3 separate regions of the Homo sapiens genome follow, and regions 1 and 3 are each linked to region 2. Evidence: chromatin loops called from intact Hi-C (ENCODE). Cell type or tissue: heart left ventricle. All regions are shown on one strand.

Region 1 (8,000 bases), 1.2 Mb after region 2:
GGGGGCTGATCAGCCAATTGTTAACAGCTGTGTCTTCATCAGTATCTTGGATTATTTCATAGCTACCTTTCTCAGAAGCCAAATGCCATCTCCCAACCAAAATCTTAGATGAGTTACTTTGTTTTAAGAGTAACAGATCACTAGGAGGGTCCTTCCAGGGCCTCATTCTGGAAGGAGAACCAGTGTCTTGGCTAGGAAGGTCCTCCCAGGGCCTCATTCCGGAAGGAGAACCAGTGTCTTGGCTTAGGTGTCTCCCAACTTTATGTGCTAGTAATTTCATCCAGGAGAACCTGTGCTTTGCTGCTTGATCTCTTTCTACCTTGGGTCCCTTATGCTTAGCATGTTCTTGACTTTTGAATTCTCCAGCACCAAGTGAAAGTAGACGTATCCCTGTGACATCTGGCTGTAGAGGATCCTCTATAGGGTCTTCAGAATATGGGCTGGAATGCTCTGCTGTGGAAGAATTGAGAACTGAGTTCTTGCCAATGAGGTGTCTCAGTGGGGAACCAGCTGTGGTGGCTTGTTGGTGAGAAGGGGCTTTCTGAGGTTCTGCAAGGTTATTGACAGTGAACTTACTAATATTACTTGGGGAAGAATAATTTGAACCAACAATTATATCTGTGTTTGAAGAAACGAATTCAGTGCCATTCTCCAGAGCTAGGGCAGTAAGATTGAACTCTTCTTCTTCCTGATTCAATGATGAGTTTCGGAATGACCTGATTCCTAATGCTGCAGCCAGTCTGTTCTGGTAATCATAGTCAGCATCACTCTCTTCATCTTCAGGTTCTAAACGATCATGCATTTTCCGTGTAGCCATGACTGTAGATTCTGGAGGTTCAAAAATCTCATATGAGTCTTCATCATCATCTGGGATACATTTAACATCCCTGAATTTCAGCCTCAGCTTTTTGCTTCTTGGACTAGAATTCATGGAAGTTAACATCCAAGTTCCTACAGAAGAGAGACAGACAGAAGAGAGATCTGGAAGTCTGGGAAAAGACATGAAAACACAATAATCCATTGTGGCAGGTAATTTCTAATAAACTTTCGTCAGGAATATTCAAGTATGGGCTGTGGACCACTGCTTGTCTGTGACCTATTGATTACTGGGTCAAAATAACACAAGGAGAGAAAAATGAGAATGAAATATTTAGTAAACTTTTGTTTTTCTAAAGCAATTTGACATTGCTGTGACTCTAAGCACATGACCAGTGCGTTCATCTCGCTTAACAGAATAAAAAACAAAAGTGTTGCTTAGTGGAGATTAGAGGGGAAAAAAGGTCTTTCAGCACAGATAGTTGCTCACTATTTTAAAATATATTAAGAAAGGGATGAATCAAGAATAAAATGGACTTTTAATATCATAAATATCCTAACAGCACATCTTGTCTTAGAATTAAAGGGATGGTGATGAGCTCTATCCCCACAAATAAGAGACATTTAGATGTTTCTAAGTAATAATTCACGAGGACAATTTTGAATCTCTGAAATGGCATGCATTGCTGGAACATCAAAGATTTCTTGGTGAGTCTCCAATAGTTACCATTGTTGGTGTCTACTGAGTGCTAGGCACTTGGCGCATATTACTATTTTAATGGTCAAAGTAACTCTGTGAGATGTGATTACACTGTTTTCCAGATAAATGACTTGTGGCTCAGTGTGGCCAAGTAACTTGTGTAAGGTTACACAGCAATCGATTGGCAGATCAGGACTTGCATTCCAGTCTGACAAACTCCAAAGCTGTTGCTGAAGCAGCCTTTAAGGCACTGTACCTGATGATTGAAGATGACTGTTGCAAAAAACCGAATAGGGCATTTTGATAAAAGAAATGCTCTTTTGTGGCCAAAATATTTATGCTTCTTCCTCAGAGTTATGCCTTATTTTTCTGCTGTTGTATATTTTTACTTCCTACTTTGCCCAGAGAAGGAAAAATATAACCCACACTAAAGAACTGGATCCATTTAAGTCATTAATTTCTCAAAGAGAAATCATGAGAAACATTGAAAGAAAAGCCTGCAGGGGGTCAGGGAGATACATAGAGGAGCACTGGTAGCCTGGAGAGTTGCAGCAGACCTTTATAGACCAGAAATTCAAAGCAAGCTTCCTCTGTGAGTGTCCAGACTCTTACTCACCAACATTATCCATTGTGACCGTCACAGATTCTCCACGCATGGGGAAGAGGGTCAAGGTGTCCTCATGCCTCTTTCCATAGATGAATGAGTGCCCAGTGAAGTGGATGGTCAAAATTTCATTCTGGGTCCCCACACTACAGAAGTGCCACTGGACAGTGTCATCAAAGCAGAATCCAAGAGTAGTTATGCTCTCAGGCACATAGCCATTGATAGCTGAAAGTGTAAAATCTGTTAAAATTCCAAGTCTATGCCAACAAAAGGGCATGTGTCTAATTATACCTAAGATAAATGTCTCCATGTTAATTTGGTTGTGTCAAAGCAGTGATTATCCAAGATAAGCTTTATCTAGTCTAACATGTGACTAGAAGATCAAACTCAGAATTTTCAAATGAGAGATTATTCTCCTAAATTAGCCAAAGGAGAAATCTCAGGAAAAAGATAAAGCCTTCCATTTACATTGATTTAGTCATTCATCAAATGTATAGTAAATATTTTGTGCTCCATTCTCTGCCTTTAAAGATATTCTAATAATTCCACTTGGAGGAAAAGCATAATATAAGAAATTCATCTTTTTGATATATTAGTCATTGGGTAAGAAGTAATGTCCCTAAAAATAAAGCCCATTTAGCATATTTTATAGTTTTTATTGCTGTCTTATAATCTACATAGTATTCACAGTTTCCATTTGAGTATCCAGTTCATACATTTCATTATTGTTAAAAGGGACACTGCTGTAGGCAATATTTTTATTTACTTATGTACTAAGCATAGTAAAAAACCAAAGGTATGATTTCTACAAGGGCAGGGCTCATGTCTACCTCGATTACCACTCTTAGCCTTAGTACCAGTATAATGACTGGCATTAACAAATATTTAAATACCTACTTAAATCACTTAAGTGACTTTAATAATTTACATGATGTATTATTAGTTTATACCTCATTCTAGATGTTTTTCTAAATGGTCTATAACTGCATTGTTCAATATGGTAGCCACTGGCTACAAGTGGTTATCGAGCACTTGAAATATGGGTAGACTGGACTGAGATATGCTGTGAGTATAAAATATACATTGAATTTCAAAGACTTAGTAATAAAGTAAGTCTCATTAATTTTTATATTGGTTACATGTTGAAATGATAATATTCAGGATATACTGAGTTAAGTAAAACATATTACTAAAATTAATGTCACCTATTTCTCTTTACTTTTTAATGTTGCTATCAGAAAATTTTAAATTACGCATGTAGCTCATACGTAGTTTCTATTGGACAGCACTGGTCTAGAACTATGATAGATTCACTGCCAAAAGGAAGTTATGCAAAGAAAGCTGAGAGTAATTTTCTGTTTGAATTATTTGACCTGGCACCTGTCAGCTCTGATAATCCCTAGCTGTCAGTCATCTGAAGCTATATGAACAGAACATGCAGAAATCATCCTCACATGTGTGATTACCTACTAGAGAAGGTGATTACCATGACTCTAGACTCTGAGGATCAGTAGGGGGACCCTGGCTGTTGTGGAGAAGTTTGCTTCCAGCTGGCTCAGTGACATTTCTCTCAGACTGCCATGGCAGTGCTTTTGGCCACTGAACTTTAGAACTGCAGCAAATGCCGGAACCCTCATTCAGGGAATTCCTTTTGTTCTGAAAATCTTACTGATCACTTGAAATGTCTTCATGCATGCCTTTCCAAGACTCTTGGGTCCCTATACTCATTTTGCTCTACTTTGATGTGTCAATCCATCTTTGGATTACTTGCCTTCTTTCTGTCCTAGCCATATATTCACCCTGAACTCAGTCTAGGATACTATTGACATGGACTATAACACCTTCCATTAGTCCTACTCTCTCACCCTTTTCCTCACCACGCAGAGTATGTCTGTGTACACACACACACACACACACACACACACGCTTGGAATAGAAGATCAAACGCATTTCTAAGGATGTGAGCCTTTGACCTCTTGCTTAAAAATGTTGCTATGATGTCACCCACGGATTTCATCACCAAGTCTTTGGACTGGAAGTGAGGATTGGAGGTGCCCCTTAGCGAGTAGATTTTAATCCATGTCTCTGACTCTAGGCACAGTCATATTTCAACCACAGGAATGAAAAACTGATGAACAAAAATAGTACTCTGACTTACTGCTCATGATGTTTGATTCATAAAACTTGGGGTCATCACGTTTCACCTCATCAGGATTTTCACAAAACTTGTTGATGTTGTCCTCAAGGTACCAGCTTTTGTTCTCATCAAACACAGCAAACACAGCCTGCTGTTCGATGTCTGCTGCCCTCTGGAGGACAAAACAGTATAGTACTGGTACAAGAACAGACGCATAGACCAATGGAACAGAATAGAGAACTCAGAAATAAGGCTGCGCACCTACAACTATCTGATCTGTGACAAAAGCAAGCAATAGGGAAAGGATTCTCTATTCCATAAATGGTTCTGGGAAAACTGGCTAGCCGTAGGCAGAAAATTGAAACTGGACCCCTTTCTTACATCATATACAAAAATTAACTCAAGATGGATTAAAGACTTAAATGTAGGCCTGGCGCGGTGGCTCACGCCTGTAATACCAGCACTTTGGGAGGCCAAGGCGGGTGGATCACCTGAGGTCAGGAGTTGAAGACCAGTCTGGTCAACATGGCAAAACCCGTCTCTACTAAAAAAAAAAAAAAAAAGAAAAGAAAAGAAAAGAAAAGAAAATTAGCCAGGCATCGTGGCTTATGCCTGTAATCCCAGCTACTCGGGAGGCCGAGGGGCCGAGGCAGGAGAATCACCTGAACATGGGAGGCAGAGGTTGCAGTGAGCTGAGATCGTACCACTGCACTCCAGCCTGGGCAACAGAACGAGACTCCATCTCAAAAATAACAGAAACAAACAAACAAAAAACAACAACAACACACTTAAACGTAAAACCCCAAACTACAAAAACCCTGGAAGACAACCTAGGCAATATTATTTGGGACATAGGGATGGGCAAAGCTTTCATGACGAACATGCCAAAAGCAATAGCAACAAAAGCAAAAATTGTCAAATGGGATTTAATTGAAATAAAGAGCTCCTGCACAGCAAAAGAAACTATCAAGAGAGTAAACAGACAACATTCAGAATGGGAGAAAATTTTTGCAAACTATGCATCTGGCAAAGGTCTAATATGGAGCATTTATAAGGAACTTAAATTTACAAGAAAAAAACAAACAGCCCCATTAAAAAGTAGGCCAAGGACAGGAACAGACACTTTTCAAAAGAAGACACACATGTGGCCAAAGAGCATATGAAAAAAACGCTCAACATCACTGATCATTAGAGAAATGCAAATCAAAACCACAATGAGATACCATCTCGCACCAATAAGAATGGCTATTATTAAAAAGTCAAAAACTAACAGATGTTGGCAAGGTTGTGGAGAAAAAGGAACACTTATACACTCTTGGTGGGAGTGTAAATTAGTTCAACCATTGTGGAAGATACCATGGTGAGTCCTCAAAGACCTAAAGTCAGAAATACCTTTGAACCCAGCAATTCCATTACTTGGTATGTACCCAAAGGAATATAAATCATTCTGTTATAAAGACACATGCATGCGTATGTTCATTTTCGCACTCTTCACAATAGCAAAGACATGAAATCAACCCAAATGCCCATCAATGACAGACTGGATGAAGAAAATATGGTACATATACACCATAGAATACTATGTGACCATCAAAAAGAACAAGATTATGTCCTTTGCAGGGACATGGATGGAGCTGGAGGCCATTATTCTAAGCAAGTTAACGCAAGAACAGAAAACCACATACTGCATGTTTTCACTTACAAGTGAAAGCTAAATTATGAGAACACATGGACACATAGAAGGGAACAATACATACTGGGGCCTATCAGAGGATGGAGGGTGGAAAGAGGGAGAGGATCAGAAAAAATAACTAATGGATACTAGGCTTAATACCTGGGTGATGAAGTAGTAAGTACAACAGACCTCCATGACACATGTTTACCTATGTAACAAACCTGCACATCCTGCACATAAGTACCCCTGAACTTAAGAGTAAAAAAAAAAGAAAAAAAAGTGCTGTATTCAGTCATTAACATTGCAGCAAATTATCTACACCACTGAGTTCTCAGAAACCAAAGTGACATAGTTCTTGGAACTACTGAAGCCATATAATTCAGGCATTTATGAGAGTCCATTGTGTACACAGCACTTGTTAGAGCTAAAGGTAATATGCAAAAGCAAACAGAACAGATAAGAAAATTCAGAGATTAAAATATCCCAAAAGAGCCGGGCACAGTGGCTCACACCTGTAATACCAGCACTTTGGGAGGCTGAGGCAGGTGGAACACCTTAGGTCAGGAGTTCGAGACCAGCCTAGCCAACATGGTGAAACCCTGTCTCTACTAAAAAATACAAAAATTACATGGGGGTGGTGGCGGGCGCCTGTAATCCCAGCTACTCAAGAGACTGAGGCAGGAGAATCACTTGAACCCAGGAGGCAGAGGTTGCAGTGATCTAAAATGGTGCCACTGCTCTCCAGCCTGGGTGACAGAGTGAGACTCTGTCTCAAAAGAAAAAAAAAAAAAAAACAAATCCCAAAAGAAAAATCTCATTTCGCTATGGCAGCTGAAAGTCTGTCTATCTCTGTAATTGCACACCTTTCAACATGAATGATTGACTGAATATGCTCTGAATAAGTGCAAAGGATGAAAGAGAAGGTTGCAATAGAAAAGCCTTATGCTTCTACTACCTGTTTCCTTTCCTAGCTCAATAAATCAGGATCTTCCATATGTCCAGAAATTCATTTCTGCTTTTTCTAGGCATATGTTTATTTTGTATGCCTTGAGATAAGACCTCTTTGGTTACAGTTTAGCATAATTGGGAATTTTAGTTTAATAATATGAGACTACAATTCTTCAATGAAGACAAACTCAGAAATTCAGTATCTTTGTTCACATTCTTCTGTATACTTTAGTCTCAACAGAGATGGGCCATAATCTGGGTCCAATTTCACTAGGAACTATGTCTCTAAATTTGGTTGCTTTCAGAGAATCTCTCCTCTGTCTCCCTATTGCAGGTCTCTAAAAATAGCAAAGACTGGTAAAGAGCTTTATACTTTTACCAGATGGTATCTCACTGAACCCCCAAACAGACCTGTAACATTTTTAGGAGGGTTATTACCCATTTGATAAAAGGAAGAAATTAGGAAAGGCTAATCAACTTGCTCAACACATCCAATACCAACAGACCTGGAATTTGAAACTAAGACAAAATATGTTATCACACTCTAGACTTGCCTTCGGCAGTGATGGTACTGATAAAAATAGACAAGACAAAAAAAAAAAAAGAATAAATGTTATCACACTGGTGCTAAAAAGGACTACTTGACAATTACTGTTCTCTTGAAGGAAATGCCCCATTATTTAGCCAGGAGACCTAACATGTTCTAGCCAGAAGAAATTCTCAGAATTTCTGAAAGGTTACTTCAAGGACAAAATACCTGTATTCCTCGCCTGTCCAGGGATCTGCTCTTACAGATTAGAAGTAGTCCTATTAGCCCAGAGGCGATGTCTCTCATGATGTCCACGTCACTGTAGTATGGTCTTGTTAAGCACTGGGCATCATTTTCTGTGGGTTCATCAAACTCTAAGATGTTCCACTTATAAGTATAGGTTTCCCCTGGTTGAACTGCTCTGATCATGGTGTTGTTCCTGCCTGAAAGAAAATATATTCAAAATTGTTTTCATTTGCAAAGTTATTTCATGATAATAAATAAATAAATAAGCTTTCGCTGGAACCAATTAATATTGCAAAAGGAATTCTTTTATTTTTATTTTTTTTAAATTATACTTTAAGTTCTAGG
Region 2 (8,000 bases):
TTTCTATTGCATTGTCAGGCTGCAAATTTTCTGAACTTTTATGCTCTGTTTGCCTTTTTAAATGGAATGCTTTTAACAGCACCCATGTCAGCTTTTGAATGCTTTGCTGCTTAGAAATTTCTTACATCAGATACCCTAAATAATCTCCCTCAAGTTCAAAGTTCCACAAATCTCTAGGGCAGGGGTAAAATGCCACCAGTCTCTTTGCTAAAACATAACAAGAGTTGCCGTTGCTCCAGTTCCCAACAAGTTCCTCATCTCCATCTGCTCCATCTGAGACCAACTCAGCCTGGACCTTATTGTTCATATCACTATCAGCATTTTTGTCAAAGCCATTTAACAAGCCTCTAGGAGGTTCCAAAGTTTCCCACATTCTCCTGTCTTCTTCTGAGCCCTCCAAACTGTTCCAACTCTTCCTGTTACCCAGTTCCAAAGTCACTCCCATATTTTCAGGTATCTTTTCAGCAACACCCCGCTGTACTGGTATCAATTTACTGTATTAGTTCGTTTTCATGCTGCTGATAAAGGCATACCCAAAACTGGGAACGAAAAGAGGTTTAATTGGACTTAGAGTTCTGCATGGCTGGGGAGGCCTCAGAAGCATGGTGGGAGGTGAAAGGCACTTCTTACATGGTGGTAGCAAGAGAAAAATGAGGAAGAAGCAAAAGCAGAAACCGCTGATAAGCCCGTCAGATATTGTGAGACTTATTTGCTATCATGAGAATAGCACGGGGAAGACCAGCCTCTATAATTCAATTACCTCCCCTGGGTCCCTCCCACAACAGGTGGGAATTCTGGGAGATACAATTCAAGTTGAGATTTGGGTGAAGACACAGCCAAACCATATCATCCTGGTATGATGTTATCTGTCATAGTTTTGATTATTGTGTTAAAATGTTGTATGCCACAGAAATAACCACATTTCCTTGTCAATTGCATCATTATTGTAGTGAACTCTCTTCGGATCTTTAACCATGACCATCTTAAGTCTTAAAATTAAGTTTCATCAACTATAATGCTAATGTGTTTAGTCTTTAAGGAGAGTCATAGAAAGGACTCTGACAAGTACTGGTTTCTAACTTTAATACTGCACCATTGAATTGGGTAAGAATTTTCAGAACTCTAATAAAGAAAATAATTGATTCATAAAACTGCTGACACAACATTGGTGATGGGCACATGTAATCCCAGCTACTCGGGAGGCTGAGGGAGGAGAATTGCTTGAACCTGGGAGGCAGAAGTTGCAGCGAGCGGAGGTCGCACCACTGTACTCCAGCCTGAGCAACATAGCGAGACTCCGTCTCAAAAAAACCAACCAACCAACAAACAAAAAAACCTGAAAAACCAAACCAAACCAAACCAAACCAAAACAAAACAAAACCTGCTAACACAACATCAGGCAGAAGAAGGATTAATTTCATGGGACTGAACAAACTGATGAAGAAGAATTATGGTTTTTCATGGTCTTTGCATTTGAAACATTGCTGATTCTTTGATGTTTTGTTTTTCAGATTTAAGGGAGCCTTTTTCTTCTCTCTTAAGCTAGCTATACATAGCAATTTGGTAAAGTTTACCTTTGTGAACAAAGTTGAAACATTCATTTTATCCCTACTGATCCCTTCAGAATTCAGAAACTATGAAAGAGCATTCTTATTTTCATGGCAATATAGTTATTCGCATAAGTTCAATAAGAATTGGTTTTTGTTATTACAGGACACAATTGGAAGCATTGGTTATATTACCAAGGCTTTGACTGGAATGTCATGCTTGAGAATGTAAATATACTCACATGGTCCAGACAGTTTTAAAGAACGAAGATTGACTTTTCAACACCAATAAAGCACCTTGTAGCAAACTGGCTTGGTACCTGTCTTGAAGGGTTCCCTGGTCTTATTAAAAGAAGACCTGGGAGCCTTAAAAATATTTTGAGAATCTTGAGAAGAGAGCAATTCACCAAAATTTACACATGGCAGGCAAAGTTTGATGGTGGGTCCTTGGCTTGGCCTCTTAGCATGGAGAGGCTTTTGAAAGTCCCCTTTTAGATTCCTTACTTCAAAGTCCCAACAAAGAAGGCTTAAAAGAGCTCATATGGTCAATCATTATTCTTGCTGCGCCTAGATAAATAATCAGGCCAAGTTTACTGGAGACTGGACATATTTTGCAACCAAATTGGTCTTATTGTGATCATCTTTGGTAGAAATGAGACCAGCTGTAGAGAGAAAAATTATATTTCACCAGAAAAATAGAGTGTAGCCTTGTGGATATCATATTCTAGCCTCACTCATTATCCTCAAGATTCTTTCATCTATAAACTCCTCTGTTCCTGAAGGCTACAAGCTATAGTTAAACAACTTGATCTAAATTCTAGAGGACAGCTCTCATGCCTATTGATGCATGCATGGACCATTCAGGGAATACACTGAAATGTCCAATGACATAATCAGAGACATTTAAATGACAAACCAGGAAAATACATTCTGAGTTTAAATCTAGAAATCTTCTCTACTGACTGCTCTCTGGACCCAGAGACTAAGTTGATAGCTTGTTCTACCCATTAACCTTTGTTTTTATTTTGTTCATTTTAGTTGATCTGGTTAATGGGGGCATTGGCTAAGGAGCATACTCCAGTGTCTTGGTATTATCCTCTTATAGTCCTCATTGCAATCTCCCTGGTCCTGGTGCATTGTATTCTTTCAAGGGTATTAAATGTATATCTGTAGCCATTAAAGGTATGAGAGAAGGTCTCACTGTGGTTAGGGTGACAAAAATGGGTGAACAACAAAAGGAATATTTCTTCCAGGAGCCTGATGTTGTGACTCAGGAGTTTTGTGCTGAGAAGAAGAAAAACCAGCCATGATCATGACAGGGAGTGGTGTTTATGGCCATGTTGTGGTCAATCTATCATAACAAGAGGCTGATAGGTGAGGAATTGCTAAAATATTTTTTTAAATTGGGAGGTCATGTATAATAATTAAAAAATATATATATAAATTGGGAGGTCATTAGGCTGGAATGGCTCCTGGGCTTTAAGTTCCCACTAAGCAAACCAAATCCCAGCATAAAACAGTGAAATGAAACTAGCGCCTTTATCAGTCAGAAACCACCAACAGAAGTTAGTTTGTGGTTGCTGACTGGTAAAGACTCTAGTCGATATTGAAATACGTTTTCTTTGCCTTCCTTCTGCATTTAGCCCATAAACTTGCTGTCCAAGCTGCTGCAGCAGTCTTCTGAACTGCTTCTGGTTCTGAGTGCTGCCCAACTCATGAGTTGTTCTTTGGACAAATAAACTCTGTTAAATTTATTTTGTCTAAAGTTTTTCTTTTAACAGCTCTAAGCCTTGTCCTCTTTTCCCATGACAACCCTTCACATGTTTGAATATAGCTCTTCAGTTTCTCCCTAGGCCTTCCATTCTTCTACTGCAAACATTGTCAGCAGCTTTGAATTTTCCTCATATGCCGTGATTTCTAAAACTTTCATCAGTTCCCTTTCCTTTTCTGCTGTGGCAGGCAGAATAGAATGGAGATCTGTAGACATGACCCCACCATGGCATATTCAGTAGAGCTCCCATCTTTCCTGCTCCCAACACTGCCTTTCTCTTTCAGCACTGCCTAAGACTGCTTTGTCATTTTTGGCAGCCACATTGGGTTACTAAAATGCCTGGGGCTTCCCACATGAACTGCTATTAAGCCAAGTTTCAACATCCTGTATTTGTATGGTTAACTTAAAAAAATATATATTTCCAGGACTTTAGTCTTAACTCATAATATAAGCCCGTTAAATTACTTTTGAATGACTTCTGCCATGTAACGCATTACCAAACCTTTCAAGCCTATATCTTCTAAAATTTGATAAGCATGTGTCAGAGTCTTCACATTGACAGAAATATTCCACAGACACAGATGAGCACTGAGAGCTGTAACTACCAAAAATCCTAGAAAAGAGGGATAACTTCCACATTAACTCTTAGTTAACTAGAAAATTGAATTAATCAGGCTGCCCAGTCCCCGATCCTTCTAATTAACTAAAGTTCACAGCATTATCATTATTAAAAGTGTGAAGAAGTCTTGTATGAATGTCCCCACTTTGGGCATACGTAATACATAGCAGGTGCTATTAGAGGTTCAAGCTTGCAGAGGAATCACAAACAGCCATCAGACGTAACTTTAGTTAAATAAGCTGAAGCTATTTTTCCTAAGTGTTTATTTCTAGTTGGTTCACAGGGTCCTCTCCATCCCTACTTACGGGAGGCCATTCACATCACTTTGATGGTTTGCATAACCTGGAGATTTCAGAGCTTGGATATTAAAACCTCTTTTTCTCCTTCAAGTCTTGGTTTTAGTCCTCAGAGCTCTCTGCAGGGGAATGAGGACCCCAGAGAAAGTCACATTGCTTACATTTTCCTGCTTCCCCCTCTGTCTCTCCATTTATTCCTTAGGGGAGAATATCGTATTGGGGGAGGAGCGCAGGAAAAGTCACCCAAAAGCCATGGGAAAGGTTGTGGAAATGGGGAGTGCTGGTCCCACCCCTTTCGTCCTGGTGATGGGGTGGGACGGCAGGCGCCAGCCTCCGTTTTTCTGCCCGTGGGTATGTGTGGTTGACCTCCTTAAATCAGAGCCAAGCGCGTGACCCAGAACTCTGCACAATCACCCACGCCCACGGCAAAGCAGATGAGGCTCTAGAGCTTGCAAGTCTTTATCTAGGGAACTGCGTCATCCTCCTCGGTCGGACACCAGGTGGCAGCAAAGCTCCAACTCATCAGTCACCCCACCCTCCGTCCAGGCCGTCTTCTGACGCAGAACTTAAAAAAGATACTGCAGATTTTCCTTCTAAGGAAGGAGCTACCCATACAAAACTAGCAGCTTTAGAGAGAGCCATAGCTAAAACTGAAACGTCGTCAGGATAAAAGCTGCCTTCTGAGTAGGACAGGCAAAACACCAAAAACAAAGTTCAAAACCAAATAATCATTTACGAAGCTTCTTGAGGAGGGTATAATGCAATTTTGGTCCTGGTGCAAAGAAATAAATTTGGTTCTGTAAGCAAAAAAATAAATTTTGGTATATAAATGTAGGGGATTCATTATTAACTGAATCTTATTCTTTAGTCGAAGAAGGTTTCCTGAAGAAGGAGGGGTGTCAGGCAATTTTTTAAATACCAGAAAGCTGAGCCTAAGATGCACTTATGAGGGTTAAGTGGTCCATTGAAATAAATATATTTGCTTACAGTATAAAGGATTTTATACTGCAGTTTTGGTAGAGTTGTCTGACCTGACACCTCGATATTAGAGGTGTATGAAAAGAGACAAAGCTTGTGGTTTTCTGAGGCCCCCCTGCTACCTGCTTGGCAGTGAAAATGTGAAGGTTTCATAATAAGTTGTTGGCTCTGGAGGAGATGGTTCTACATGTTTTACTGGTGTCCAAGGTCTACCGATGACTCTAGGGCCTGCAGTACTAATGAGCATCTCGTAGACAGTATATGGACCTCAGGCAGATGTTAAGATAGGGCCAGCCGAGGAGCTTTCTAATTGAGGAGGATTTACTCAGAAGGAAGAGTCCATCTGTGTTCTTTGAGCGTTTTGGAGAGTGGATGATCGAGCCCACTGTGTAACACAGCCCTGTTGTATTGCTGCCTCCTAGAGGAAGGACAAGGACAAGTGGGGGACAGAGGAGGCAGTGAAAACAGGAGTGGATCATTAGGGCCCAGAACACCTGAGTCCTGTCTCTCTAGGAAAAGCCAAGGTATCATGAGACCTCTGGTTGTTAGAATGTCGTAAGCCCACCCCACCATCCCTGCTCCCCACTCCCTCTCACATGCACTGCTGCTTCAAAAGGATTTTTTTTTGAGTGCTGCCAAAGTCCTTTAAGAAGCCAATCTATTTCATCTGAGACTGTTACGCTTGCAAAAGTGATCTTGCTGAAGATGAGCTTTTCAGCTTGCTTGTTAGCTACTTAGGTAGCTCTAGAGACCCCCAGGAGATGATACAAAAGGCCAAGGAGAGGAAGCCAGAATCAGAGCAAGCGTGAGAGCCCCCATGAGATACGTTGTCTTTTTCTGTCTGTCATCTAAGCAGCCCTGAATTCCAAGGGTAGTAGAGATTTGTAAGTATGTAGAGGATAAGAATCCTGATTTTGCCATCTGTGGGCTCTGAGTTGACATCCTCACGTTTCAGGGTCTTCATGTGACTCACAGTGAAACAGGGAACTTGGTCTATGTACTCAATGTCTTCTCATACCCCTCTTCTTCTCTTAGTAGCCTGGGTGATGGAATGAGACACATCTACTTGCTGTCCTGGGTCAATGGACTACTTACCCCTCATAAGTGCTTCTTAGGCTCAACTTTCTGGTATTTAAAAATTGCCTGACATCCCTCCTTCTTCAGGAAACCTTCTTTGACTAAAGAGTAAGATTCAGTTAATAATGAATCCCCTACATTTACGCACCAAAATTTATTTCTTTGCTTACAGTATAAATGATTTCCTGGTAAATCTGTGTGTTTATGCTAGGTTTGCTCATAGTTTGCATTTTCTCTATGCTTCCAAGTTTGCTGTGCTGTGTCCTAGATTTCTGTTTGCCAGAGGGCATGCAAATGAGGAGGTTGCCAGGATGAATGTTAAGTAAATCGATGTATAAAACATAATGTCCAAAAATATGGGCATGGTGCTTTATAGCTTACAGATATTTCACATATTTTACCGAATTTGACCTTTGCCCTATCACTGTTAGCCAAGATGATTATGCTCATGCTATAGATAGGAAACCGAGGCTGAGAAGTTAAGTAAGGGCACTGTCTTAGGGCAATCAGTTGGGAAGTGGCAGGAAGGTTTTTGTTACTGAAGTCCATGCTGTACTTGGGTATCTTAAACTGTTCCCAGTTTAACATAGTTAGGTGCTGGACACACATACCTGATGATAAGGGATGGAGTTGTTGTGACCTGAGTTAAGACAGATAAAAAACAAAATGAAAAGGTGCTGTATGTGGGTTAATTTGCCATAATGTTTTCCCTCTGTCTCACTGTCTCCTCTGTTTCCTGATTTCTTTTTTTAAGTGACAGAGTCTTGCCACCTTGCCCAGTCTGGAGTGAAGTGGCTATTCACAGGCATGATCACAGCACACTACAGCCTTAAAATCCTGGGCCCAAGGGACCCTCTTGCTTTAGCCTTCTGAGTAGCTGAGATTATAGGCTTGCACCTCTATGCCCAGCTTCTCTCTTGATTTTTAAAGGTAGTTTTATTCATTTTTTTCCCTGAGTATCAGTGTGGTTACTGTAGAAAAAGTAGAACTTTCTTTTTTTATTGAGACGGAGTCTAGCTCTGTCACCAGGCTGGAGTGCAATCTCGGCTCACTGCAACCTCCGCTTCCCGGGTTCAAGCGATTCTCCTGCCTCAGCCTCCTGAGTAGCTGGGATTACAGGCACACGCCACCATGCCCAGCTAATGTTTGTATTTTTAGTAGAGACAGGGTTTCACCATGTTGGCCAGGGTGGTCTCAATCTCCTGACATAGTGATCTGCCCACCTCAGCCTCCCAAAGTGCTGAGATTACAGGAGTGAGCCACTGCGCCAGGCCAGAATTTTCTTTATGAAAAGCCAGACAAATGCTCTCCAAATTCAAAGTAACCATGAAAGTGATGGTCAAAACTGGAAAAAAGAGAGAACTTGAGCCCAAATCAATGCTGTTTTTTTTTTTTTTTTTTTTTTTTTTATTCTTGAGGCTCTGAGCAGCTGGCCCCAAATAGCCAGATGCTGCTAAGGATCAAGGTCTTGCTTCCACTGCAGGTTTTTCTTGTTCTTGACTTTGTGGTAAAACAGAATGGGTGAGTGGAAAAGGCTCCATCATCTTGGGAGCTTGGCAGACCTAATTTGAAACATTGTCTCTGCATATCTGAGCTGAGATACTTGACAAAATTTTTAAAGCTTATTGAGCCTTAACTACCTCATGTGTAGGATGAGGCCCCATAATCCTTAGTTTGCAGTGCGGTTTTGAGATTAAGGCAGATAATACTTG
Region 3 (8,000 bases), 1.0 Mb after region 2:
TGGCCCACATTGAATTGATTACTGTAGCTTTGTAGTAAGTTTTGAAACCAGAAAGTATAAGTCTTCCAGTTTTGTTGTTCTTGTTTAAAACACCTTGGCTAATCTGGGCCCTTCACATTTCCATATCAAATTTAGGATCAGCTCGTCAATTTCTGCAAAAATGCCCACTGGGATTTTGATAGGAATTGCACTAAATCTATCTACTAATTTAGAGAGAATCACCACCTTAACCACATTAAGTCTTCTAATCCATGAAGTTTGAATGTTTCCATTTATTTAGGTCTTTAATTTTACTCAGCAATGTTTTGTAGTTTTCAGTGTACAATTCTTTCAGTTATTCCTGAGTATTCTTTTGGTGTCATTGTAAGTGGAGTTAATTTCTTAATCTCTTTTTCAGAGTGTTCATTATAGTATATGGAAATATAATTAATTTTTGTGAAATCAATTGGTCTTGTATTCTGCAACTTTGATGAACACATTAGTTGTAGTAACTTTTTTGTGGAATCCTTAGGATTTTCTATATACAGGGTCACATCCTCTGTGAATAAAGGCAGTTTTATCCTCTCCGGTCTAGATGTCTTTCATTTATTTCTTGCCTGACTGTACCAGCTAGAACTTCCATTCCAGTGTTGTATAAAATTGTGAGAGCACACATCCTAGCCTTGTTCCCAATCTCAGGAAGAAAGCATTCACACTTGCCATTTAAATATGTTGCTAGCTGCAGCTTTTTCATGAATCCCCTTAGTTCAAAGTTCACTTCTACTTCTAATTTGTTGAGAATTTTTATTATGAATGGTATTTGATTTTGTAAAGTGTTTTTCTGTGTCTAACGATAATTATGTGTGTTTTATCCTTTATTTCACTATTTTTTGTGTTATATTCATTGATTTTTGATGTTAAATCTTTTTGGCATAAATCCCACTGGATCATGGTATATAATCCATTCTATGTATTGCTAATATTGCTGATATTTTACTGAAGATTTTTTCACCTCTATTCATGATGTTGGTCTGCAGTTTTCTTTTCTTGCAATGTCTTCATCTGGCTTGGTATAGGACAATACTGGCTTCGCTGAGTGAGTTGTACTTCCTCCTCTGTTTTCCAGAAAAGTTTGTGAAAGATTGCTATTATTTATTATTTAAATGTTGAATAGAATTCATGAGAGTAGTCATCTGGGTATGAGCTTTGTAGAATGATTTTTAGTTACTAATTCAATTGCTTTATTTAGTATAACTCTATTCAGATTCTCTATTTCTTCTTGAGTTTTAGTAGTTATGTCTTTCAATGATTTTGCCCATTTCCTCTAAGTTGTCTAATTTAATGGGATAAAGTTGTTCATAGTATTCCCTTATAATCCTTTTAATTTCTGCAGGGATAGGAGCGATGTCTCCTCTTTCATTCCTGATTTTGATAATTTGTATCTTCAGTCTTTTTTCTTGGTCAGTCTAACCAAAGTTTTGCCTATGTTAATTGTTTCCAATAACTAATTTTTAGTTTCATTGATTTTCTCCATTTTCTATTTTACTGTTTTCTACTCCAATACTTATCTCCTTTCTTTTCTATTTCCTTTAGGTTTAATTTGTTCTTATTTTTCTTTTTCTGTTCTCTTTTTATTTTCTAGTAGAGATGGGGGGGTCTCACTATGTTGTCTAGGCTAGTTTCAAACTCCTGGCCTCAAGTGATTCTCTAACTTTGCCTCCCTAAGTGCTGGGATTACATGAGTGAACCATCACACTCTGCCTTTTTTTGTTTTTTGTTTTAAGGTAGAACCTTAAGTTGCTGATTTGAAACCTCTCTTCTATTCCAGTACAGGCATTTCTCCTTGGTTTCTTGATGTTAGAGTGTCAGCATACTCTACAACTTGGTCTTTGGACCCTTAATCTTTAGCTACACTCACTCTGTTATCATCTTATCTAGTCTCATGGCTTTAAATATAATCTACATATTGACAGTGCTCAGGCCAGACCACTCCCTCTAAATTTTAGTTGCATATATCTATCCAACTGCCTTTTATCTTAGATGTTAGACAGCTCTAGTTTAACAAGCCCCAAGTTGAAATCCTGCTCCCAGCCCCCTAACACAAATTGGCTTCTTCACCAGTCTTCCGCATCTTAGTTAACAGCAACGCTATCCTTACCATTGCTCAGGACAAAATCCTAGGGTCATCTTTTAACTCTATCCTTGACTCATTTTCTCTCAGACCATAGATCTAATTCATCAGGAAATCCTATTAGATCTACCTGCAAAACATATACACATTCTAGCCACTTTACTACCTCCACTGCAAACCCCCTACTCCAAGCCACCATACTCCCTCACCTAGATTATAGCCTCATAACTAACCTCTCTACTTCCATCTTTGCCCCCTACAGCTTCTCTCAAAAAAATACAGCCAGAGAGGATTCTGTAAAAATATAAATTGTATCACCTCATTCCTCTGCTTAAAATTTGCCAACTCAGCCTATGAGAATAATGTCAACCCACTTTCAATAGCCCACAAAGCCCTCCAAGATCTGGCCTCCAGTGATCCGTCTGACTTCATCTCCCACAACTGTCACTCTTGCTTACTTTGCCTTAGCCACACTGTTTCTTGAACATACGGCATGCTCCCACCTAAAAAAGTCTGTCCGCTGACTGTCTTATTTCCTGGAATACTTTTTCCCCAATATTTACATGGCTTATCTTTTCTCACCCTCAAGACTTTGCTCAGGTATCATCATCTTCTCCACAAGACTAACTCTGGCCACTTCCCTTTAAATTACATTCAACACCACTATCAGTACCCCCAACATTCATTACCCTGCTCATTTTTTTCCCGTAGCACTTATTTACCTTCAAATATAATGTATACTATACTTCATATGTTTATTGCTTATTGCATATCTGCCCCAAAAGAATGCAAGCCCTTTTAGGGCAGAGACTTTTGTCTGTTTTATTTATGGATGCATCCCAAGGGACTAGGTATATGCATTGCATATATCAGATATCTATTAAGTATTTGTTGAATGAATAAATTTAGAAAGCAGAACTCTGCTAGCTATCATCAATTGAAATATTAGTTATGCCTTAAAAGTTGAATTTATTCATGCCTTCATTCATTCAACAAATACTGAATGGCTTCTCTTTGCCAGGCACTGCAACAGACACTGGGGATATTCAAGACAGAAGACAGACAAGGCCCTGTTGACATGGAGCTTACTTACTAATTTTCTGTCTCTCCTTATAGAATGTAAAAATAAAAAATATATATAATTCTTGTAATAATATGTGTTATAGCCAGACATCATAGCTCGTGCCTGTAATTGCAGCTACTCAGGAGGCTGAGGCACGAAGATCACTTGAGCCCAGGAGTTGGAGTTATGACCATACCCCTGCGCTCCAGCCTGACCGACACAGTGAGACGCCATCTCTAAAAATGTAAGTAAATAAATAAATTGTGTTACAAAAACAATAGGATAAATAGGTAAACATGCCAATTATTGGGGTAGTGAGCTAGGGAGTACCCCTTCAACTAGAATAACAACTACACTTGATCTGAGATGTCAAAACGGGATGAGGAAAAGCCAGTCATGCAGAAACCTGGGGTAAAAATACATTCCAGGTAGACAAAAAGTATAAAGCTTTGGGAGGAAGATGGACGTTGGCAAGTTTAACAAACAAAGCCAGTATGATTTGAAGGTAGAGTATGAGGAGAAGATACAGTGGGATGGCATCCTGTGGCATCTGTCCATTGTAGAGGCCCTAAACCCACCCTGACATTTGTAGTAAATTAGATGCATCCTGGAATGGTACTTTTATATCACCTTCTCTCTCCTGTGCTCCCTCCTCTCGTATTCTTTTTTCTTTCAAGAATAAGAGCCAATGGCATAGACGAGCAGTATCATTGCTAAGAAATCTGAAAAGACTATTCTTTAGTCCATCTAGTACTCCTGTGCAAACAGAAAAAGTTGTGCCTTCCTGAGAACACTTTACTGCCACGTGTTAGAAAAATACGTAATAAATAAGAATATCAGCAACTCACTCATAATTGTGCAATGTCCTATATGTAGTATGTAGCAGCCCTGGTTGCAGAGATAGAGAAAAGTAGCTCTATGCAAAATATGCAAACCAAAATGGTTCCATTTTTTCCTGTATGTCATATACCAAATGCTGCAGATGCTAAATATACATATAGATTTACATGCATTGCAAATTACTACTATTCTGCATTAGCTACAGTTGGCTACTGATTCTGATAGCATTTTCATCATGAGAAAAAGAATGAGTCTTTTTGAATATTAGTCAATGGAGAAAATACTGTGTTTACAATAAAGTGATACAGACTTAAGTGGCTGTAACCACTAATGTACCTTTATAAAAGTGGTAAAAGTCTTAAATACATCCACAAGTGTTAGAAGTAGTGATCATCAGACAGTCTATCTGAAGAAGATATTAAGACAGTGTTTTCTTTGGAATGCATTTGCCTATATTACCTCATGTAATTCAAACATTATTTTTATTTTGTAGTTTCCTGATTAAGTTTTTAAAAATAAGTCAAAGGATATTTTGGTAAAGTAACAGATTCCAAAAAAAAGCAAAAAAAAAAAAAAACCCACATTTTCAAGCTTAATCCCAAAGATGACCATTTGTTTCATCATTTAGGCTAAAGTTTTCTAATTTAGGAAAGAAAAACGTGTGTCTTTGACTTTATGAGAAATAATCTGTGATACTGTGTACATCTGTGATTTCTAGATGAATAGCATTCGAATGCCACTTCAATATGATTAAAATTAATAAGCAACTAATAAAATCCATAAAGGATAGCTTTTCCTGAAAGTGTCCAATGATGGAAGAGTGCCACCTAGTGTTCAATGTGGATTTAACATATCCTGCCCAAAAAGCCATTTCACAAAGCCATTTCACAAAGCCATTTCACAAATACCCTCAATTTTAGCCCTGTAGTTATTCATTAAACCATAGTAATTTTGCAGAGCCCTAGTCAAGTATCAAAATATGAATTATGAATTCCTGAAAAAAATGTATATCACCTATATCCACTAGAAACTGAGTTTTTGAAAAGGAAGTTAAATTTCTATAGCTACATAAAAGCAAAAGAAAGAGTTAACTCAAAAAAAAAAAAAATTTTAAACATCGTGACCCTAAGTAGTAGGCTAGAAAGAACATGAGGTTCTAGGCTAAATAGGTTCAAATTTGGGCCCTACCGCTTTCTAGCGTATAATCTTGGGTATTTTAAAAAACTGAGGTTTCCTTATGTGAAAAGAATATACAGTAGGCATTCAATAAGTGATAGATATTAACTATTAAGAAAAAGAGATTTCCCATTCTTTTTTAAAGAATAAGTTAATAAGTTTCTTTTTTTAAAGAAAAGTGAGAGCAAGTTTATTAAGAAAGTAAAGGAATAAAAGAATGCCTACTCCATAGGAAGAGCAGCCTCCTTTTGTTTTTAATATATCCCCTCCAGTCATCGGGACTTTAGGAAACATTTTAATGAAAGGATAGCTTGTGCCAGGTCAACAATTTCATTTCTCTCTAATTCCTTGCATAAAAGAGGACCCAATCTGGGGTGGGGGGGTTATCCTTTGCCCAGTCAGCCCCAAATAAGTTTAAAGTTTTTAAATTTATTGATGAAATTATCAAACAGCCACTCTTATGGAATATGCGTGACATTCAGTGAATTCTCTTCCATTGCTTTCTAACATCTAATAAATTCCTTTCGCTTGCTTTCTAACATCTAACAAATTACATAACAGTATCTTAAACAATTAAAAACAATAATTTAAAAAATGCTATTAAATCATTTCAAGAATATCTTTCTCATGACATTTTTAAAAAAGGTTTAATCCACAATGTATGTCTATTTAGTGTGTGTGTGTTGTGTGTGTAACAGAACCTCTTTTTTTAAAACCCTGGATTCATTTTATCAAGCTCCTTACAAATTTTCCAAAATTAAGTCCCTTTTTAGCCTAATCCTTTCTTTAAGGCTATAGATTTCTCATTTGTATTAGTAAGAATGTAACTGTATAAAAGGAACAGTATCTCAAAAGCTCAGTGTATTAATTAGAATAGTTTTCTAAGCAAGCTATTACTGAGGGACTACAAGAGTGAGTAAGAAATAAGCCCTACCTCCATGGTGTCTCATGCCTGTAATCCCAGCACTTTGGGAGGCCGAGGCAGATGGATTGCCTGAGGACAGGAGTTCGAGACCAGCCTGGCCAACATAGTGACACCCTGCCTCTACTAAAACTACAAAAACATAGCGGAGTGTGGTGGTGGGTGCCTGTAATCCCAGCTACTCAGGAGGCTGAGGCAGGAGAATCACTTGAACCTGGAAGGTGGAGGTTGCAGTGACCCAAGATCGTGCCAAGAAAGAAAGAAAGAAGAAAGAAAGGAAGGAAAGGAAGGAAAGGAAGGAAAGAAAGGAAAGAAAGGGAGAAAAGAAAGAAAGAAAGAAAGAAAGAAGGAAGGAAGGAAGGAAGGAAGGAAGGAAGGAAGGAAGGAAAGAGCCCTGCTCTCAAGGAGCTCACTCTCCTTAGTACATTACTGAGTCCCAACTCAGAGAGCCAGACAGCAGGATAGAGAGGTATTAATAAATTCCCAATGCATGTCTTTGAAAGTAGATGGATCCATTCTCCACCAGCACTGCCTTCCCAGAAGACTACAGCCTGTGCAAAACGCAGAGGGGATCTTGAAGAAAGCAGGAGTGATGGGGCAGAGATGCCTCTACTTCTGCTTGGCCCTGGATGTTTCTCTCTTTTGTCTCCTAGATTTTGGATGTCTGTCCCTCTCCCTCTTTATTGGTCCTGGATTTCTTTCTCTCCCTCTCTCTAGCTTCACGTTGTATATCTTTCTTTCCTAGAGAAATAGAAGGATATTCAAGAAAAGAGGGAAAAAAAGAAAAATAAGGCAAACATAAAAGAGATTAAAAATAGAGAAGTGATGTGAGCACTTACTGATATGGTATTAACTAAATAAACTTTGTAATTTCTTTCCTTCGTTTGGAAATTAGAATTACTTCAATGTGGAATAGTCATATACACATACAGACATGCACATCACATGTAAATGGGATCATCACACTGAGGTAGAAGACATGTGGGCCTTTCAGTATGTCCCAACTAGTTTCTTTAGCTATAAAATTTGGGAATAAGACTAGATCAATAGTTCAAAAACATTTTCCTGTTTCCTTTTTTCTTTCTTTTTTTTCTTTTTTCTTTTTCCCCTATTTCTTAACCTATAGTAAGAACCACAGTTTCCATTGGGACCAATACACACCCACACCCACATCCACCCACAACCACACACACACATGCCCTACAACTGGAATAAAATTCTCAAAAACAATTCTTATTCTCAATATGTGAAATGTACTGATATTTTTATACCTTTTTTTAAAAGCTGTCTATTACTTACAATTTAGCGCCTACAATCCAGTGATACATCATAACCTCAATTTCATAATCACTGATGTTAACCAAAATCAAAGGTCTCTTTCAGATCTAAGACTTTATGACTTGAATGACCAGTGGGTCAATGAAGAAATTAAAAAGAAAATTGCAAATTTTCTTGATACAAACGATAAAGGAAACACAATATACTATTAGTTATGGAATGCTACTAGCTAGGGAATTCAGTGAAAGCAGTATTAAGAGGGAAATTTATAGCTCTAAGTGCCTACATTAAAAAAAAAGAGAGAAAAACTTCAAATAAATAGCCTAATGATGAACCTTAGAAAATTACAAAACCTGGAGCAAACTGAAACCAAAATTAGAGGAAAAGAAATAATAAGATCATGGCAGAAATAAATGAATTTGAAATGAAAAAAAAATACAAAAGATCAATGAAACAAAAAGTTGGTTCCTTGAAAAGATAAACACAATTGATAATCCTTTAGTCAGAGTAAGAAAAATAGACAGAAGGCCCAAACAAATAAAATCAGAGATGAAAAAGGAAACATTACAAATGATACTGCAGAAATTCAAAAGATCATTGATGGCTACTAT

Evidence for each region. Peaks named below come from ENCODE experiments on the same cell type or tissue, not always from the same donor. Only the 100,000 strongest peaks of a DNase experiment are listed, where the experiment ranks them.
Region 1: it touches region 2 in a loop (4-fold over the local background); 19 of 110 quality-filtered maps call a loop at or near these places.
Region 3: it touches region 2 in a loop (17-fold over the local background); 60 of 110 quality-filtered maps call a loop at or near these places.

The regions. Positions count from the first base shown.
Region 1 is chr1:169,542,164-169,550,163 of GRCh38, forward strand. F5 (coagulation factor V) reads right to left here. Exons shown (of 25, transcript NM_000130.5): 10 at 7,638-7,852; 11 at 4,279-4,429; 12 at 2,133-2,345; 13 at 1-951. Among named protein-coding and RNA genes, the nearest start is that of F5, 40 kb to the right of the region's middle. In heart left ventricle, a CTCF peak has its summit at 4,432 (motif pointing left); no DNase peak of the experiment used is centred here.
Region 2 is chr1:168,338,146-168,346,145 of GRCh38, forward strand. No RefSeq gene overlaps it. Among named protein-coding and RNA genes, the nearest start is that of MIR557, 33 kb to the right of the region's middle. In heart left ventricle, CTCF peaks have their summits at 4,729 (motif pointing right), 4,930 and 5,614 (motif pointing left); a DNase peak (open chromatin) is centred at 4,726; H3K4me3 peaks cover 589 bases; H3K27ac peaks cover 289 bases.
Region 3 is chr1:169,343,790-169,351,789 of GRCh38, forward strand. All of the region lies in intron 1 of NME7 (NME/NM23 family member 7), which reads right to left. Among named protein-coding and RNA genes, the nearest start is that of NME7, 20 kb to the right of the region's middle. In heart left ventricle, a CTCF peak has its summit at 4,841 (motif pointing left); no DNase peak of the experiment used is centred here.